3 separate regions of the Homo sapiens genome follow, and regions 1 and 3 are each linked to region 2. Evidence: chromatin loops called from intact Hi-C (ENCODE). Cell type or tissue: endothelial cell of umbilical vein. All regions are shown on one strand. Each heading gives the region's core, and the rest is flanking DNA. Links, peaks and the distances in the headings are about the cores only.

Region 1 (5,000 bases), core at 1-5,000, 190 kb after region 2:
TGTCCCCCCTGGAGGAAGCTGGGAGATGGGAAGGGGTCTGGATCAATTTCCTGGTTTGATGATGCACTCTAGTGCCCTGCCCTCGAGGAAGCTGGGAGATGGGAAGGGGTCTGGATCAATTTCCTGATTTGATGATGCACTCTAGTGTCCCCCTGGAGGAAGCTGGGAGATGGGAAGGGGTCTGGATCAATTTCCTGGTTTGATGATGCACTCTAGTGCCCCACCCTGGAGGAAGCTGGGAGATGGGAAGGGGTCTGGATCAATTTCCTGGTTTGATGATGCACTCTAGTGTCCCCCTGGAGGAAGCTGGGAGATGGGAAGGGGTCTGGATCAATTTCCTCGTTTGATGATGCACTCTAGTGTCCCCCTGGAGGAAGCTGGGAGATGGGAAGGGGTCTGGACCAATTTCCTCGTTTGATGATGCACTCTAGTGTCCCCCTGGAGGAAGCTGGGAGATGGGAAGGGGTCTGGATCAATTTCCTCGTTTGATGATGCACTCTAGTGCCCTGCCCTGGAGGAAGCTGGGAGATGGGAAGGGGTCTGGATCAATTTCCTGATTTGATGATGCACTCTAGTGTCCCCCTGGAGGAAGCTGGGAGATGGGAAGGGGTCTGGATCAATTTCCTGGTTTGATGATGCACTCTAGTGTCCCCCCTGGAGGAAGCTGGGAGATGGGAAGGGGTCTGGATCAATTTCCTGGTTTGATGATGCACTCTAGTGCCCTGCCCTCGAGGAAGCTGGGAGATGGGAAGGGGTCTGGATCAATTTCCTGATTTGATGATGCACTCTAGTGCCCCCCCGGAGGAAGCTGGGAGATGGGAAGGGGTCTGGATCAATTTCCTGGTTTGATGATGCACTCTAGTGTCCCCCCTGGAGGAAGCTGGGAGATGGGAAGGGGTCTGGATCAATTTCCTGGTTTGATGATGCACTCTAGTGCCCCCCCTGGAGGAAGCTGGGAGATGGGAAGGGGTCTGGATCAATTTCCTGGTTTGATGATGCACTCTAGTGTCCCCCTGGAGGAAGCTGGGAGATGGGAAGGGGTCTGGATCAATTTCCTGATTTGATGATGCACTCTAGTGTCCCCCTGGAGGAAGCTGGGAGATGGGAAGGGGTCTGGATCAATTTCCTCGTTTGATGATGCACTCTAGTGTCCCCCTGGAGGAAGCTGGGAGATGGGAAGGGGTCTGGATCAATTTCCTCGTTTGATGATGCACTCTAGTGTCCCCCTGGAGGAAGCTGGGAGATGGGAAGGGGTCTGGATCAATTTCCTGGTTTGATGATGGACTCTACTATGTTAGCTGTCCCCTGGAGGACGCTGGGAGATCAGTACACTGTACCTCGCTGTACTAGGTTTATAATTTATGAGCCCATAATTATTTCAAAATATAAAGTTTTTTAAAAAGTGGTTCAGAAGATGTGGACCTGCATGTGAAGAAGTTTTAGAAATATCTTTATTTATTTTGCCTATAGTTTCCTTTTTATGTATGCACAAAAGTGATATATGATTTGAAAGAAACTATGTTGGAGTAAGTGTGAAGAGCTCATCTCTTAGGTATAAAATACAGATTCCAAGTGAGTAAAGAAAATGGCTACATAATTCCAACGAACTCATCTTGTTCAGTCTGCCACAGGCCCTGCCCTTGATGACGTCCCACAGGTCCTGCCCTTGATGAGGCCCCACAGGACACTCAGAAAGCTGCATGACCAGGCAGTGCCAGGGTTCCACCTCTATCTGCAGATGACGCTGCCCTGCCCTGCCCTCCCCACCAACAGCACTCTTCTGCAGTGAGGAGGGACCCTTGACCCTGCCACCACAGCACCCGGGTCCTCTTGCAGCACTTCTAGTGAGCTGAAGCAAGAGAGGAATAATGGGAGAGACTGCCTGAAGTTTCCTTTTTTCTTACTTTTTTCCTGCAGGGCTGCCTCCTGCCTATGGCTACGTTATGAACGTGCTCAGTTTAGATAGTAGGTGCTGGAATTTTGGCTAACTGGCATTTCCCTTTGCACCAAGCAACTGCCCAAAGGGTTGATTCTCAGCTTAAACACTACACTAAGTCATTTAGCAGTAATGTTTGGGCCGGGTTCTGAGTGTGTGAATTCTGTCCAAAAGCTGAAGATGTTTAAGCTATTTCCTCCTGGAGTTTGGTGGAATAATAAAAGGTTACTGTTGTCACAGTGAGGAGGTCTGCAGCTGGTCCCACTTCCTTTCATTACTACCCAATGTAAACAGATTAAATCGAACCGCTCGGATCACCAGAAGGGACATTCCTTATTTCTGCTCCTTTCTGTTATGCTTTCAGTGTCCCTCAGGCTCCTTTCAGATGTCAGTTTTTATCATTGGGAATATCTTGGCAACTGATTGCTCAGGCCCTCTTGTAAACGAAATACCTTCTTTCAGGTTCCCTCTCTCTTCTCAGCAGCGAGGCGTAAACTGCAGTAGTGAGCAGGGTGTGACCCTTACCTTGAGGGCCACATGGCTACTGACTGCAGCCATGAAATGGGTTAGGTCACCCACAGAGCCGGCAGAGACCTTCCCTCCAACCACCTCTGGCTGATTTCACCACTAACACCTGGTGGGGTCCCTCCCCCACCCCAAGAGGTCTGCTTTTGTTGTGCACCCCACTCTGGGAAGAGGGAGATCCTGGGGCGCCCACCTAATCAGCCACCAGCAAGGCCAGGGCTGGTGACGCAGCAGGAGGTAAGGGATGGCGTGGGTGGAGGCATTAGTCACTGGCATGTAAGTGTTATTACTAATCAGTAATAGCCCATGAAATGGTGGGTGGATCAGCTAGATTAGGGGGTTTAGTTGTTTCTTTTGAGATGGAGTCTCACTCTGTCACCCAGGCTATAGTGCAATGGCGTGATCTCGGCTCACTGTAACCTCCGCCTCCCAAGTTCACACGATTCTCCTGCCTCAGCCTCCTGAGTAGCTGGGATTACAGGCATGCACCACCACGCCCGGCTAATTTTGTATTTTTAGTATGGTTTCACCATGTTGTTTAGTATGGTTTCAACATAGTTTCACCATGTTGGTCAGGCTGGTTTTGAACTCCTGACCTCAGGTGATCGGCCTGCCTCAGCCTCCCAAAGTGCTGGGATTACAGGCATGAGCCACCATTCCCGGCCATTTTTTTTTTAAATTACATAAAACCTCTGGTTCAAAAAAAAATTTCATCTGAAAGCCCACAATACAAAATGACTTGCAGCTCTCCCTCTCCCTCTCCCTCTCCCCACGGTCTCCCTCTCCCTCTCTTTCCACGGTCTCCCTCTCATGCTGAGCCGAAGCTGGACTGTACTGCTGCCATCTCGGCTCACTGCAACCTCCCTGCCTGATTCTCCTGACTCAGCCTGCCGAGTGCCTGCGATTGCAGGCTCGCGCCGCCACACCTGACTGGTTTTGGTGGAGACGGGGTTTCGCTGGGTTGGCCAGGCCGGTCTCCAGCCCCTAACCGCAAGTGATCCGCCAGCCTCGGCCTCCCGAGGTGCCGGGATTGCAGACGGAGTCTCGTTCACTCAGTGCTCAATGGTGCCCAGGCTGGAGTGCAGGGGCGTGATCTCAGCTCGCTACAACCTCCACCTCCCAGCCGCCTGCCTTGGCCTCCCAAAGTGCCGAGATTGCAGCCTCTGCCCGGCCACCACCCCGTCTGGGAAGTGAGAAGCGTCTCTGCCTGGCCGCCCATCATCTGGGATGTGAGGAGCCCCTCTGCCTGGCTGCCCAGTCTGGAAAGTGAGGAGCGTCTCCGCCCGGCCGCCATCCCACCTAGGAAGTGAGGAGCACCTCTTCCCGGCCGCCATCACATCTAGGAAGTGAGGAGCGTCTCTGCCCGGCTGCCCATTGTCTGAGATGTGGGGAGCGCCTCTGCCCTGCCGCCCCGTCTGGGATGTGAGGAGCACCTCTGCCCGGCCGCGACCCGGTCTGGGAGGTGAGGAGCATTTCTGCCCGGCCGCCCCGTCTGAGAAGTGAGGAGACCCTCTGCCCGGCAACCGCCCCGTCTGAGAAGTGAGGAGCCCCTCCGCCCGGCAGCCGCCCCGTCTGAGAAGTGAGGAGCCTCTCTGCCCGGCAGCCACCCCGTCTGGGAAGTGAGGAGCGTCTCCGCCCGGCAGCCACCCCGTCCGGGAGGGAGGTGGGGGGGTCAGCCCCATGCCCGGCCAGCCGCCCCGTCCGGGAGGTGAGGGGCGCCTCTGCCCAGCCGCCCCTACTGGGAAGTGAGGAGCCCCTCTGCCAGGCCAGCCGCCCCGTCCGGGAGGGAGGTGGGGGGGGGGGTCAGCCCCCAACCCGGCCAGCCGCCCCATCCGGGAGGTGAGGGGCGCCTCTGCCCAGCCACCCCTACTGGGAAGTGAGGAGCCCCTCTGCCAGGCCAGCCGCCCCGTCCGGGAGGGAGGTGGGGGGGTCAGCCCCCCGCCCGGCCAGCCGCCCCGCCCGGGAGGTGAGGGGCGCCTCTGCCCGGCCGCCCCTACTGGGAAGTGAGGAGCCCCTCTGCCCGGCCACCACCCTGTCTGGGAGGTGTACCCAACAGCTCATTGAGAACGGGCCATGATGACAATGGCGGCTTTGTGGAATAGAAAGTGGGGAAAGGTGGGGAAAAGATTGAGAAATCGGATGGTTGCCGTGTCTGTGTAGAGAGAAGTAGACATGGGAGACTTTTCATTTTGTTCTGTACTAAGAAAACTTCTTCTGCCTTGGGATCCTGTTGATCTGTGACCTTACCCCCAACCCTGTGCTCTCTGAAACATGTGCTGTGTCCACTCAGGGTTAAATGGATTAAGGGCGGTGCAAGATGTGCTTTGTTAAACAGATGCTTGAAGGCAGCATGCTCGTTAAGAGTCATCACCACTCCCTAATCTCAAGTACCCAGGGACACAAACACTGCGGAAGGCCTCAGGGTCCTCTGCCTAGGAAAACCAGAGACCTTTGTTCACTTGTTTATCTGCTGACCTTCCCTCCACTATTGTCCTATGACCCTGCCAAATCCCCCTCTGTGAGAAACACCCAAGAATTA
Region 2 (10,395 bases), core at 2,032-7,031:
ATATATATACATATATATATATATATACACAAATGACCAGAAAGCACTTTCAAGAGTTCTTGACTTCGTTAATCACCAAGGGAATTCAATTCAAAACCACAGAGAAATACAACTTCTTACCCACTAGAGTGGCTAAAATCAAAGGCTGATTTTTCAATGGGTAATGGGGACTACTAGAGGGAGGAGGGGCTGGAAGATGTGGACTGAGAAACTACTGTTGGGTGTTGTACTCACCACCTGGGTGACGGGATCACCCATACCCCAAACCTCAATGTACTCATGTACATTGTACTCATGAGTCATGTACCATCACTCAGTGTACTCATGTAACAAACTTGCACATGTACCCCCCGAATCTAAAATAAAAGTTGAAATTAAATAAAAGATAAAATACCATTCCATATCTTTTTAAAAAGACACATTTGGTTATCTACTGTTGCATAACACATCACTCCAAACCTTCGTAACTTAAATAACTACAACCATTGTATTTTCTCTCACAGCTTCTTTGGGTCAGGAATTCAGGAAAGGCTTGTCTGCTTGGGGCTGGCCTGGGGTCTCTCCTGCTGCTGCTGCAGGACGATAGCTGGATGGGAAAAGTGGGGGCTGGAGGAGCTGAGGCATCTTTCTCTCCATACATCTTAGAGGCTCTCCACGTGGACTAGGTGGGGATTTATCAAGGTGTGACAGCCTTGGGGTCCTCAGACTTCTCAATGGGAGGCTCAGGACTCTACAGCAAGCACGTCATGGGCTAAGAAGATGGATGGATGCTGCATTCCCTTTAGGACCTAGCCTGAGAAGTCACACAGAGGCACTTCTGCCACATACTATTGGTTACAAGCGAGTCAACAAACCCCTTAAATTGAAGGAGAGCGGAATGAGACTCTGCGTCTTGCCATGGGAATGGCAAGATTCTTGAAGAGTATGTGGGACAAGAGATATTACTGCAGCCAGTTTTATTTTATCATTTTATTTTATTTTGAGATGGAGTCTTGCTCTGTCACCCAGGCTGGAGCACAGCAGTTTTATTTTATTTTATCATTTTATTTTATTTTGAGATGGAGCCTTGCCCTGTCACCCAGGCTGGAGTGCAGTGATGCAATTTCAGCTCACTGCAACCTCTACCTCCTGGGTTCAAGTGATTCTCCTGCCTCAGCCTCTCAAATAGCTGGGATTACATGCACCCACCACCATGCCCAGCTAATTTTTGTATTTTTAGTAGAGACGGGGTTTCTCCATGTTGGCCAGGCTGGTCTCAAACTCCTGACCTCAAGTGATCCACCCACCTCGGCCTCCCAAAGTGCTGGGATTACAGGCGTGAGCCACCATGCCCAGCCTCTGCAGCCATTTTCAGATAATACAATCTGTGGAGGGTAAACCTAGAAAGAAAAGCAGGTGATGCATCATACCAGGCCTTGTAAGCCACACTTTGTTATTTTTTTTTTTAAGACACAGAGGCCGGGCGTGGTGGCTCAAGCCTGTAGTCCCAGCACTTTGGGAGGCCGAGGTAGGCGGATCACAAGGTCAGGTGTTCGAGACCAGCCTGGCCAATATGGTGACACCCCGTCTCTACTAAAAATACAAAAAATAAAAAATAAAAAATCAGCCAGGCGTGGTGGCACGCACCTGTAGTCCTAGCTACTAGGGAGGCTGAGGCAGAAGAATCACTTGAACCTGAGAGGCAGAGGTTGCAGTGAGTCACGTTCACGCCACTGCATTCCAGCCTGGGCAACAGAGGAAGGCTCTGTCTCCCAAAAAAAAAAAAAGAGAGAGAAAGTCTTGCTTTGTTACCCAGGCTGGACAGCAGTGGTGCGATCTCGGCTCACTGCAGGCTCAAGTTCCTCCACAAGTGCCCCTCAGCGCAGCTGGTTAATTTTTTGTAGAGATGGGGTCTCACTACGTTGCCCAGAATGGGCTCAAGCGATCCACCCACCTTGACCTCCCAAAGTGTTGGGACTACGGGTGTCAGCCCTGCACAGAGCCCCACAAGAGTTTAGATCTTGATGTAAATTGTGATGAGGAAGCAATGGAGGACTTTTTGGCTTTTTATGTTTTGTTTTTCATCACTGGAGACTTTTAGCAAGAGAGTGAACGGTTTGGTTGTTTTTAAAAGTTTGTTCTAGCAGCTGTGCGGAAAAAGAGTTCGTGGGGAAGGTTTGAAAGCAGAGACCATTCAGGAGAGGACCCAGAAGTCCCAGTGCCAGACACGGCAGTCGGCCCCAGCCTGGGTAAGGGACAAGGGAGAGGGTAGGGGACACGGAAGCCCACCAGGTTTCCAGCCAGTCCAGCGGTTTTGTTCACTAAAGTGGAAAACCATGAAGAAGTAAGTTTGTTTTGGACACATTGGCTTTGAGAGTCCAGGGTAGATGTACGAGGCTGAAACTCAGGCAATAAAAATTGAGGGGAGAATACACAGCATTTAAAAAGGTACAGGAGGCCGAGCACGGAGGCTCATGCCTGTGATCCCAGCGATCTAGGAGGCCGAGGCGGGAAGATCGATGGAGCCCAGGAGTTCGAGACCAGCCTGAAACCAAAAATCAAAACTCTTAGCCAGGCGTGGGGATGGGAGGCCAAGGCAGGAGGATCGAGGCACGGGACTGGACGAGATGAGTGTCAGCCCAGGGATTTAAAATCTCTCTGCCCACCCTCCCCTTCCTGCGGTCAACTGTCCAGATTCCAACAGACAAAAGCAAGCATGGGCGAACCACCGTGCGCCGCGGTCCCCGACAGAAGCACGCATGCGCACACCTCTGTGTGCGGAGGTTTCCGACAGACGCACGCATGCGCACACTTCTATGCGCGGAGGTCTCCGCAGACAGAAGCACGCATGCGCACATCGCTGTGCCGGTATCGCCAACAGATGGAAGCACGCATGCGCGCACCGCTGCGTACCTAGCACTCCGACAGATGTACGCATGCGCACAACGCTCTGTTCTCGAGATCCCCGACAGAAGCACACATGCGCACACCGCTGTGTGCCAAGGTCGCCAAAAGACGGAAGCACGCATGCGCACACCGCGGTCCGTGGGGCACCGGGCGGAAGCGTCCTGACTGCGCAGGCGCAGCAGGGGTGGTCGCCATGGAGACGCGTGGCCCTGGCCTGGCGGTCCGCGCTGAGAGTCGCCGATTAGTCGGCATCGGGCCTCGGGCGCCCCCGGGGCGGGTTGGGTTGCAGCCCAGCGGGCGGCTGGACCGCCGCGGTGGGGCGGGGACAATGGGGTACAAGGACAACGACGGCGAGGAGGAGGAGCGGGAGGGCGGCGCCGCGGGCCCGCGGGGGTCTAGACTGCCCCCCATCACAGGCGGCGCCTCCGAGCTGGCCAAACGGAAGGTGAAGAAGAAAAAAAGGAAGAAGAAGACCAAGGGGTCTGGCAAGGGGGACGGTAAGAGGAGCAGCTAGCCCGGCTGCGTCAGCTCCGGTTCCCTGGAGACTCTTTGGGGACCCACCCCCCATTTACCCTTCAGACCGGAAACAGAAGCTCAGTGGTCCCGGACCGAGGTCCTCCTGCTCCCCACACATGCCCGTCAGCAGCACGTTGATGCCCCAGCCCCACCCGTGGAGACCATCCACCAACTCTGCGGTCCCTTAGCCCCACACAGAGACCCCTACAGATATCCACCATTCCTAAGAGCCTTCCAGCCCCACACAAAGACACCCTCTCAACTTCCTAATCCCTCAGCCAAAACTGGCAGTCTTAAACGTCTGCGCCTTCCCCACAGAGGCCCTCCTCACAAGACACTTTCCCCACCCCAAACACATTGATGCCACATGAAAGGCCCTCACTCTCATGCACAGAGAAGGGCAGACTCCTGCCTCCCCTCCTCCCACCCTCTTGCGTTAAGGCTGCCTGCCTGTGGATGCGCGGTAGACACCCACACCCACAGACGTGTGTATTAAAGGTCCTCGCTGCATGGGCTCCCCCTCGCACCCACCAAGGGGCAGCCTTGGACTGCACAAACCCCATGACACCAGTCACTGTGACATCCTCCTATAATCCCTGACACCCTCAACCACTCCCCGCTTCATATCAGTGTAACACCCACAGTGAAACTAAAGGGCGGGGGACACCCTCAACCACTCCCCCCACCTTCTATCAATGTAACACCAACAGTGAAACTAAAGGGCGGGACGCAGTGGCTCACACCTGTAATCCGAGCACTTTGGGAGGCCGAGGTGGGAGGATCACTTGAACCCAGGACTTCCAGGCTGCAGTGAGCTATGATCGCACCATTGCACTCCAGCCTGGGCAACAAGCAAGACCCTGTCTCTCAAAAAAACAAACAAGAAAACTAAAGCACAGATCCCCCTCATGCACACACATTCCTAGTCTACACACACAGACTGTTAATACGTTATCCATTCGCGTGTGTAGTCATATGCAGGCAGGAATTGCAGTCTCTCTCAGGGACACCTTCACAAACACACATACCCTACCTGCCATAAACCCCAGTCCCTACATCTCACCAAGCTCTTCTTGTAGAACCCCTACATTTCTTGACAAGGGGACTGAGCACCCACTTTGAGGAGAGAGAGCACAGCAGTGACAGAGAATGCAGGTGCCCGTGAGTGCTGTGAGGCCACTGTCGCCCGTGTGGTCCACCTCAGTGGCTTTGGCTGTCTGGGAGAGGGCTCTAAGCTCCAGTTCTGGGGCCTGGCCCTCTGTGGCAGAGCTGGCACCAAGGCAAGCAGGAGGCAGAGTGGCAGCCTCGCCCATATGGACCGTGCAGTGTGGGAAGGGAGCAATGGGAAGATGATAAGTACTTCTCAGGCGTAATACAAAGGCAAGAAAATTCTGCAGTTCAGGTCAAGAAGCCCTGTGTGGCTGGGCACATGGCTCACGCCTGTAATCCCAGCACTTTGGGAATTCAAGACCAGCCTGGCCAACATGGTGAAACCCCGTCTCTACTGAAAATACAAAAATTAGCTGGGCATGGTGGCAGGCACCTAGAATTGCTTGAACCTGAGAGGCGGAGGTTGCAGTGAGCCAAGATTGTGCCACTGTGCTCCAGCCTGGGTGGCAGAGTGAGACTCAGTCTCAAAAAAAAAAAAAGCCCTGTGTGTATCTGCAAAAAGAAATTTGGCAGTTCATTGTCCTTTTGGCGTAGCTTTTCACTGTAGAAATTACAGTGACATGTGCCTCATACCATCAGCAGGGGGCACCAGATAGTTTCCAGGGCGTAGCAAGGGAGGGAAATGTCAAAAGATGATTTCTTTCTCTCTCCCCTAAAATAAAAGGACGAGCTGATGAAAGAACCACAATTTGTAGCATTTTATGTGCATGTTAAATAATTCTGAAGTGCTATTGATGTTAAAAAAAAAAATCAGTACAAGCCATACAGCAGAAGTATTTCTGGCTTGGCATAATACTGCTTTCAGTCAAATTTAGGAAGCTTTTCTGTTGTTTTCCGTTCCTTCCATCATAAAGTGTCTAGACTAGGGTAGAGTCACAGACTCCCAGAACTGGGAATGGCCGTGGTGAGCACATGGCGAGGATGGATGAGGGCAGCACGGCCCAGTGGAAAGAATGGGGCATTGGGGGCCCAGCCTGCACTCAGGTCCCAGCTCTGCCACTCGCTCATGACATTGGCAAGTTCCTGAACCTTTTGGAGCTTCGGTTTCCTCACCCGAAGAATAGGGCCGATCGCCTTTACCCAGACGGCCTGGCTCAGACTGTGTGCTCAATGAATGGTTCCTCCTGCCCTGAAATGATTTCAGCAAAATCACACAGGCAGGTGGGCACGAGGCTGGTGGGCTTGGCAGCCTGAGCCCTGGGTACGGAGGGGCCCCCATCCTCCTCTTCCATCTTGGGTGATTTTGGCACCATCCCCAGCAGGCCAAGGTCAGACATTGCCACAAACACTAACCTGCTCATCTACTCAGCAGATAAACATCAGAGTCAGAGCCTGAAGAGCCAGCCGCTTTCTTCCTCCTTTCATGACATCTTAAGTCCTTGCAAAGAGCGTGGCCCGAAACCAGAGCACAGACAGAGCAAAGTGGAAAAGAAGCACCTCCCTTCTGACTCCTCCACCGTCAGCCTCCCCGACTTTGCCGAAATAGAGAACCTTGCGAATCGGATCAACGAAAGTCTGCGTTGGGATGGAATTCTTGCTGACCCGGAGGCAGAGAAGGAAAGGATTCGCATCTATAAACTGAATCGGAGAAAACGGTACCGGTGCTTGGCCCTCAAGGGCTTCCACCCCGACCCCGAGGCCCTCAAGGGCTTCCACCCCGACCCCGACGCCCTCAAGGGCTTCCACCCCGACCCCGAGGCCCTCAAGGGCTTCCACCCCGACCCCGAGGCCCTCAAGGGCATCCACCCCGACCCCGAGGCTCTCAAGGGCTTCCACCCCGACCCCGAGGCCCTCAAGGGCTTCCACCCCGACCCTGAGGCCCTCAAGGGTTTCCACACTGACCCCGAGGCCCTCAAGGGTTTCCACATTGACCCCGAGGCCCTCAAGGGCTTCCACCCCGACCCCAAGGCCCTCAAGGGCTTCCACCCCGACCCCAAGGCCCTCAAGGGTTTCCACACTGACCCCGAGGCCCTCAAGGGCTTCCACCCCGACCCCAAGGCCCTCAAGGGCTTCCACCCCGACCCCGAGGCCCTCAAGGGCTTCCACCCCGACCCCGAGGCCCTCAAGGGCTTCCACCCCGACCCCGAGGCCCTCAAGGGCTTCCACACTGACCCCAATGCCGAGGAGGCCCCTGAGAACTTACCCTACCTCTCGGACAAAGATGGCAGCTCCAGCCACAGGCAGCCCACGTCGAAAGCCGAGTGCCCCAATCTCTGTTTTGAAGGAAACCTTACCCCAAAGCTTCTACACTCTGACTTAGCTCCTACTCTGCTGGAGTGAAAATCTACCCACGACGCTCACAAACTTATAATTCCTCCTCACCACAAGTTTATGTGTTAAAAACCATCATCATAAAAGGAAATGAGACCCGTATCTGAAGGAAACAGATGTTCGGTACACGGACGACGCCGACTCTCCCATCACCAAGCTGCCCTCGGTTGCCCAGGAGAGCCACAGTGCCTTGAGAACATAAGCAATTTAGTGAACAGAGTTCTTTTCAGAATTTCCTTTTTCTTAAGTAAGCATCTCTGTTACTTAATTTCTCACCACAGCTAGATGTCTATAATCTGCCCCAAAAAGAAAAGAAAGCGTGTAGATGATTTACCTCTTAAGTCTCAATCTCATGGTGAAACTCCTCACACGGTACCTGCTTCTGTTGGCCGGAGGACGATGCCCTGAACCTCTTGGAGCCTTTTTCTGTTTTAATTAAATGCATGGCCTGCCTTTATATGGCCTCAAATAAGTGGGTTCCAGAACTCCATCCCTGGGAAGTTACCATGGGAAGTCCCAAGAGGAATACTGCTTCTTTCATAAACATGGTCCTCTCCTAATCCTCCATTATAAAAAGCCTCGCTACGCCGCGTCTCCTAAATACACATTCCTCCCCTCCACAAGTAGCCAGTGAGTGAGGGCCACGTGCTGTCGTCGTTTGTGCTCTCCCAGAAGCAGCCCCTGAGACGAGGGTTCAAATGCAAGTAGATTATCTGGGAGGTGAAGAAAGGATGAGTAGAGGGTGATACAGAGAAGGGAAGACGGCCAATCCTGGGACTTTTCTTTTTAGACAGGATCCCGCTCTGTTGCCCAGGCTGGAGTACCAGTGGCGAAATCATAGCTCTCACTGCACTCCACCTCGTGGGCTCAGATGATCCTCCCGCCTCAGCCCCCTAAGTAGCAGGGACTATAGGTGAGTGCCACCACGCCTGGCTAATTTTAAAAATTTTTTGTAGAGATTGGAGGGGGTGTGGTCTCACTATGTTGCCCAGGCTGGTCTCGAACTCCTGGCCTCAAGCAGTCCTCCCACCTTGGCCTTCCACAACATTACAGGCATATGAGCCACTGTGTCTGGCCCCCCTTCCAGGGACTATTAGGCCAGCTTTCATACTGGGCTTAATTCCACAGGGAAACCCACTTCTAGAATTATCCCACCTGGGGGTGAGGAAGCTGGGGTATTTATACTCCCCAAAGGCATTGGCCGAGGGCTGGTCGTGTGTGTGTGTGTGTGTGTGTGTGTGTGTGTGTGTGTGTCCTGGCATTTCTAGCTGAAAGGTTGTGTGTGTGTGTGTGTGTGTGTGTGTGTGTGTCCTGGCATTTCTAGCTGAAAGGTGTGTGTGTGTGTGTGTGTGTGTGTGTGTGTGTGTGTGTCTCTCCTGGCATTTCTAGCTGAAAGGTCCAAAGGAAAAGGGTGGTCTCTGGGGAAGCCTCAGCTACCTCAGCAACACCGTGGGTCTGAGAGGGACAGCATGGAGGGCTAAGATGAGATTCCTGACCTTCAAGAGGTTACAGTGTTCTGGGGTAGACAAAAAATGAATGTACACTGTACACAGGAGAGGTTAAAGCCGATACAGACATCACAGAATGCTCATTTGAAAGTTAAGTGAAAATGGCTGGGCGCAGTGGCTCAGGCCTATTATCCCAACACTGGGAGGCTGGGGCAGGTGGATCATCTGAGGTCGGGCATTCGAGACCAGCCTGGCTAATATGGTGAAACCCTGTCTCTGGTAAAAGTACAGAATTAACCAGGTATGGTTGCAGGTGCCTGTAGTCCCAGCTCCTCAGGAGGCCGAGGCAGGAGAATCGCTTGAACCCAGGAGGCGGAGGTGGCAGAGCCAAGATGGTGCCACTGCACTCCACCCTGGGCAACAGAGCAAGACTCTGTCCGAAAAAAGAAAAAAAAGTTAAGTGGGCATCGTGGTCCCTGCTAGCTCTGGGCTGGCAGAGCAGCCCTCTTCTGACCCTTCCTTAAAAGGCCAGTTACAGTTTCCACATTTGCCCTTGCACCCTGTCAAAATATACTGAAGAGACATTTGGAAGAGTCCTCTCCTGCCATGGAGAATGGTTAGCAGACAGGAACGGGCCTCCCTGTGCTGAGGCCAGGCCTGTCCTCTGCTCTCCATGGAGAGGAAGGGGCAGGAAATACTCCAGTGCCAGCCACAGGACCTCGCTTGTGCCCCAGGGTATTAAAGGCAGAGACAGAACAGAGGGCAGCCACGGGGCTGGCATCTCATGTGCCCTCCGGGTCTACCACAGTGGCTGGAGCCTGGGGCACAGAGGAGTGTGAGGGTGCACTGGGCTGAGACGGTCGCTTAGCAGCGCCTTCCATGGCGGTGAGAGGCAGGGGTGGGGGCTGTGGTCATCTCCCAGCTGCGAGGTAACATTCTGGGAAAGTAGCTAAGATGGCGAGCTTTGACACCAGAGCTGAATTCACCTCTTTCCCACCACATGCTAGCACTGTGGCCCCTGGCAGATTGCTTCACCTCTCCGAGCCTTAGTTACCTCATCTGAAAACCGGACTGCAAATTCCTGCCTTAGTGCTGTGAGAATCGAGTGCAATGAGGCATCTAGCATGGCGCCTGGCACCCAGGAAACAAACTACGAGTTTTCATCAGTGGTATTTCAGGTTGACGTGGCCACATGTCTGCTAGAGAGACTGTCCCGAGTAATGGTGTAGACCTTACCTCCTGGAAGGGTCAGCTTCACAAACGAAATCTGGCTTCAGTGGCTGGCCAAGAGAGAGAATTCACACACAGAGAACAAATGACGGGGGCCCCGGAGCAGGAGAGAGTGGAGCAGGAAGGAAGCCGGGGCCCTGAAGGCCGGTGCTTAACGTATAATGATAGAAAGCAGGTGGGGTGAAGGTTCCTGGAACACACAAGTAGCTTCAACTCAGAACACCTTGGGTTCGAAGTTTGCATATCTTCCTCACACCCAGGCTGTAGCAGTGAGGACTCCTTCAGGGCAAGAAACAAACCACAGTGAAAACCACCTTACAGACCAAGGGGAATGGTTGACTTTTTTTTTCTTTTTCTTTTTTTTTTTTTTTTGAGATGGAGTTTCACTCTCGTCACCCAGGCTGGAGTGCAAAGCACCATCTTGGCTCACCACAACCTCCGCCTTCTGGGTTCAAGCGATTCTCCTGCCTCAGCCTCCTGAGTAGCTGGGATTACAGGCATGTGCCACCACGCCCGGCTAATTTTTGTAGTTTTAGTAGAGATGGGGTTTCACCATGTTGGCCAGGCTGGTCTAGAACTCCTGACCTCAAGTGATCCACTCGCCTCGGACTCCCAAAGTGCTGGGATTTACAGGCGTGAGCTACCACGCCTGGCCGGAATGGTTGACTTATAAAGCCAACAGTCCAGGGTTGCCTGTGGCTTCAGTCATGGCTGGATCCAGGAGGTCACACTGTGTCATCAAAATGTCTCTCTCTGCGTATTTCACCTCTGCCTCCTCCATATCAGCTTTATGTTCAGGCAGGTTCTCATCACAGGATGACAAAGACAGCCACTGATATCCTTATAATTTTGTAAGGAAAAGAGAGTTACTCCT
Region 3 (5,000 bases), core at 1-5,000, 150 kb after region 2:
TTTTTTTAGAGACAGGGTCTCACTCTGTCACCCAGGCTGGAGTGCAGTGGTGTGATCATAGCTCACTGCAGCTTTGACCTCCCAGGCTCAAGCGATCCTCCAACCTCAGCTTCCCAAGTAGCTGAGACCACAGGCATGTACCACCACACTCAACTAACTTTTAAATTTTTTGTAAAGACCAGGTCTCACTATGTTACCCAGGCTGGTCTTGGACTATTGGCCTCAAGCGATCCTTCCACCTTGGCTTCCCAATATGCTAGGATTACAGGCGTGAGCCACTGTACCCTGCCAGGATTATCTATAAAAGCAAAATTTTGGCTGGGCATGGTGGCTCACGCCTATAATCCCAGCACTTTGGAAGGCCAAGGTGAGTGGATCACGAGGTCAGGAGATTGAGACCATCCTGGCTAACACAGTGAAACCCCGTCTCTACTAAAAATACAAAAAATTAGCTGTGTGTGGTAGCGGGTGCCTGTAGTCCCAGCTACTCACAGTGGCTCACGTCTGTAATCCCAGCACTTTGGGAGGCCAAGACGGGCAGATCACAAGATCAGGAGATCGAGACTATCCTGGCTAACACAGTGAAACCCGGCCTCTACTAAAAATAAAAAAAAATTAGCCAGGCGTGGTGATGGGAACCCGTAGTCCCAGCTACTCGCGAGGCTGAGGCAGGAGAATGGCGAGAACCCGGCAGGGGGAGCTTGCAGTGAGCCGAGATCGTGCCACTGCACTCCAGCCTGGGTGACAGAGAGAGACTCTGTTTCAAAAAAAAAGCAAAATTTGAAGCACTATAAACAACGATCAGGGATGCTTGCTAAATAAGTTATGGTACAAGGCCGGGCACAGGGGCTCACACCTGTAATCCCAGCACTTTGGGAGGCCAAGGCAGGTGGATCACAAGGTCAAGAGTTGGAGATCAGCCTGGCCAAGATGGTGAAACCCCATCTCTACTAAAAAAAAAAAAAAAATACAAAAATTAGCCGGGGATGGTGATGGGCATCTATAATCCCAGCTACTCAGGAGGCTGAGGCAGAAGAATTGCTTGAACCTGGGAGGTGGAGGCTGCAATGAGCCAAGATCATGGCCACTGCACTCCAGCCTGGAAGACAGAGCAAGACTCTGTCTCAAAATAAATAAATAAATAAATAATTTATGGTATAGTCCCTTAAAGAGAAATATTATGTGGCCATAAACAATGATAGTAATAATGACCCTGTAATGATAGTTATGATTATTACTATCATTATAATGACAGGAGAAATGCTAATGCTATGTATGACACTAACAATAAAAGGATATAACAGTGAATTAAGATTGTAACATTCAAAACTATGTCTATGAATAACAATTGAAAAAATACCCCAAATTGCTAATATGATTATTTGAGGATGATGGGATTAAAAGGGATCTTTATTTTTTTAAATACTACGGTTATTTTACCTTTAAAATAGCATATTTACATGTATCGTATTTCTTTCTGTGCACACCCAAAATAGTTAAACAGTGTTTCTTCATGAAAGAACTCTGGAACCCCTGCCTTGGAGGTCCTTACAGATAGTGCCATCTTACCTGGGGAGTGGCCTGGGGCTAAACGGACTGCTCTGTGGCTCCAAGGCCAAACCCTGGAAGGTCATGACCTTCGCAACTCAACATGACCAGGTCCCCAGGCAGAGTGTGCTGCTGCCTCTGCCTCTGGCTGGCTTATGTGCCACTGAGGGGCCTTGGTAGACACACTTCCTATTTGACCTGCTATATTGCTGCCCTGGCACACAGGAGCTCCAAGCTGGGCTGTCTGAACTATCATTTATGACTGTCTTCTTGTGGTCTAGGCATCTGTAAATTATAAATACAAAGTGGGTAGAAGAGCAGAACCTTTCCAAATTACTTTCTTTCTCTTGGCCTCAGGGGAATCCCAGACCAAGTGTGAAAAGGACTTCTAATTCCATGTTTAAGGCTGAATCAAAGGTTATTCTGGGTCTTCCTTCTGCTCCATCAGTTGCTGAACTATGGCCATGTGGGGGCCTCCAGCAGAGGCATCACCCTTTCCTGTCCCCCAGTTCCTAAACGTCAGCATCCCAAACAATGGCTATTTGTTGAGGCAGATTGAAAATGCCATGTAAATTTCAGAAGACACATAAAAGCCCAAAGGATTCTGCTTAACTTAGTAACACTTCTGAGCATGGAATAACTGGCTGTGACTCATCATCACCAAAGGCTGGGTCCTAGCACAGACAAGCTTGTTACTGCTTTTCTCATATGGGTTGGAGTGCTACTGACCTACTTTTAACAGGTCATGCCCTTTGAGGAGCTTACACAACTCCAGGGAGGTGACCAGTCATACTTTCTTGCCCAGTCTTCTTTTAACAAGGCCTTTCTGTAAGACAGCTGCCTGGGCAGCCTTATGGCTGGACACTGAGCTTTCCTCTGTGGCAGGCCAACTGGTCTGACCCAAGGTTGTCTGTGGCCATGTTAGGACGTATATTCTTACTCGCCGAGCGACGCAGCCCAGAGGGTTCAGGAAAAGGAGGTGGTGAGTGGGCAGCCAGGATGGCTCACCTGCTGGGTGGTGGCCAGACAGTACTCTGCCGTGCTCAGGATGTTACAGATGAGGCAGAGCTCCTCCAGAGTGAACTTGGCTACTTCTGAGCCCTCCTTTTCCTTGAGGAGGCTGCTGATAGTCAGTCCTCCACTGCTGGTTGTGGTTCTGAAGAAAAGGAACAGGAACAAGTCAGCATGGAATTTCTAATTTGCTTCCTGAACTGGAAACTACATTATTTTAAGATACAGAAAAGGGGGAAGTAAAGGCTGGACATGGCCCAAATCAATTCACATACAATGAGTCCTTTTCCTACTGACCTTACCTTGACACCGTCAGAAATAGGAAGAGATGATTCCTATTTTAGTTAATCTGAATCATCAGCAGGCCATTAGTCACATTAACTAGGATGGTCTAATATCCAAAGGGAAGGCTGCTGAGCTGTCCTCTCTTTAGCTTGGAATCTCCTGATGTGCAGAACTCATTTAGGACCGTGTGGAGCACGAAAGATGGTTACCTACCCTGTTTCTTTCAGTTAAGAAAAGTCTGCACTGGGACTCATGTGTGCTGGTGGAGGAGGACATAAGCGCATGTTAAGAGAAGTCTGCACTGGAACTCATGTGTGTTTGTGGAGGAGGACATAAGTGAATGTTAAGAAAAGTCTGCACTGGGACTCGTGTGTGCTGGTGGAGGAGGATATAAGCGAATGTTAAGAGAAGTCTGCAAGGGGACTCATGTGTGCTTGTGGAGGAGGACATAAGCGAATGTTAAGACATGCTTCCTGCCCAAGGCCCTAAGTGTCTCAAGAGGCCAACACCCATCACACATCCTCCTGTGACTACAGGTTTTGGGGCAGCCCCAGCTACTGAGTGAGTTCTATGGTAGTAACCACTACCCACTCATATCTGGATGCTTTGGAATCCTCTGTTGGCTCCTTTCACCTTGCCCCCACTTCTGTGAACAGTCTCTCTACTGACATAATCCCAGCTGAGTATGCCATTTTTTTCTGCTGAGATGCTGACTAATACACGTGGGAAAATGCTCCCACGATGAAGTTAAACGGTAGCTGCAGGGAATAAAGCTATAAGCAGTATAGCCCCAATTCCGTGACACAAACAAACAAAAGCACACAGATCACACACATTAGGTATCTATCAAGAACGGAAAAATATATACAAAAAGTTACGTTCTCTTTGGGTAGTGGGATTATACATAATTTATTTATTTATTTATTTATTTTTTAGGGCGGAGTCTCCCTGCAATGCCCAGGCTGGAGTGCAATGGCACAATCTCGGCTCAGCGCAACCTCCGCCTCCCGGGTTCAAGTGATTCTCCTGCCTCAGCCTCCCGAGCAGCCGGGACTACAGGCATGCACCACCACACCCAGCTGATTTTTGTATTTTTAGTAGAGATGGGGTTTCACCATATTAGCCAGGCTGGTCTCAAACTCCTGACCTCAAGTGATCCTCCTGCCTCGGCTGCCCCCAATCCTACCGCATCTTCAAACATTAGGCTATGTCCAGTTCTAATGCCTCAGGATAACACAATAGTCCCCATAATTAGGAGCTATGCAGTAGCTGACCCCCAATCCTACCGCATCTGAAACATTAGGCTCTGTCCAGCATGGCAGGAAGTGTGCACCACAAGAGGGACTTGGAACCTACTGGGAATGAGGAAAAAGCAGATTCATTCCTCCAACCCATCACTCCGGGGCATCATCTCACCAAAAGAGGCTTGGGTGAAACTGCTTAAGCTATTTATCAGTTATTTCCACCACAACCTCACTTTTTTTGTATGTGCCAAGTATCTATAGCTGAATCCATGAAAATTAAATAGGCATACAATGGGATTGGTTCTCGAGTCCACCGTGGTAAGATTTGCCCACGTGGGCAGTCAGTGTGGACATTTCCTCTGATGGTCTTGATCAGCTGTGGAATGTCAGAGAGGAAATAGCTTCAGGCCCTCGGGAACTCAGGAAGCGTGCTTTCCTCCTTGATACTCTTGGTGGTTTAGTAAACAACTTCAGAGTGGATTTCCTTAAGATTCCCATATTTAGGTCTATTTGCCACCACTCAGACTATGAAGAACAGGACTCACTTGGGCAGGTTGCCAGAGAGGATTTTCCAGGCGTATTCTCGGAGGTACTTCTGGAAAATGGTGGTCAGGGCGATCATGGGCTCCCCAGTACTGAGCTGAGAGCATTGCACCATGCACTTCTTGTAGTAGACAAAGAGGTCGGCGCAGCTGGGGAGCACGGCACCCCCTTCATCAGTGTTGGGCTTAGGTGGCCCCTGGGCTTTGAAATCAGCCACAAACCGATCTATCAGCTCTCCGAGGTTCCTAGGAGGAAAAAAAAAAACCAAAAATGTTATTTTACTTCAAGAAAAGTAAAGCAAATGTGCTCGTTTGCAATGTACATAAACTACTGCCACAAGTAATCATTCCTACTGCATTTAAAACTTAA

Evidence for each region. Hi-C counts contacts between places; a loop is a spot of excess contacts. Peaks named below come from ENCODE experiments on the same cell type or tissue, not always from the same donor. Only the 100,000 strongest peaks of a DNase experiment are listed, where the experiment ranks them.
Region 1: a loop joins it to region 2, with 7 times the contacts of the local background. A loop is called at or near these places in 2 of 110 quality-filtered maps.
Region 3: it touches region 2 in a loop (5-fold over the local background); 2 of 110 quality-filtered maps call a loop at or near these places.

Annotation. Positions count from the first base shown.
Region 1 is chr17:594,744-599,743 of GRCh38, forward strand. The region is part of intron 12 of VPS53 (VPS53 subunit of GARP complex); the gene reads right to left. Among named protein-coding and RNA genes, the nearest start is that of VPS53-AS1, 75 kb to the left of the region's middle. In endothelial cell of umbilical vein, for the core only: no CTCF peak of the experiment used is centred there; a DNase peak (open chromatin) is centred at 2,148; H3K27ac peaks cover 1,186 bases.
Region 2 is chr17:407,264-417,658 of GRCh38, forward strand. LIAT1 (ligand of ATE1) reads left to right here and starts at 3,062. Exons shown (of 2, transcript NM_001013672.5): 1 at 3,062-3,383; 2 at 5,885-7,403. The coding sequence starts at 3,080. The coding sequence ends at 6,852. It overlaps LOC105371430 (a long non-coding RNA gene), which reads right to left and starts at 6,760. Exons shown (of 3, transcript NR_136407.1): 1 at 6,716-6,760; 2 at 5,866-6,150. RefSeq lists a silencer at 3,114-3,203 and an enhancer at 9,422-9,571. In endothelial cell of umbilical vein, for the core only: a CTCF peak has its summit at 5,145 (motif pointing right); DNase peaks (open chromatin) are centred at 2,928, 5,178 and 6,968; H3K4me3 peaks cover 1,243 bases; H3K27ac peaks cover 583 bases.
Region 3 is chr17:557,870-562,869 of GRCh38, forward strand. It overlaps VPS53 (VPS53 subunit of GARP complex), which reads right to left. Exons shown (of 22, transcript NM_001128159.3): 14 at 4,634-4,876; 15 at 2,557-2,704. Among named protein-coding and RNA genes, the nearest start is that of VPS53-AS1, 38 kb to the left of the region's middle. RefSeq lists an enhancer at 2,132-3,331 and a silencer at 3,347-3,396. In endothelial cell of umbilical vein, for the core only: no CTCF peak of the experiment used is centred there; DNase peaks (open chromatin) are centred at 2,332, 2,842, 3,512 and 4,512; H3K27ac peaks cover 3,698 bases.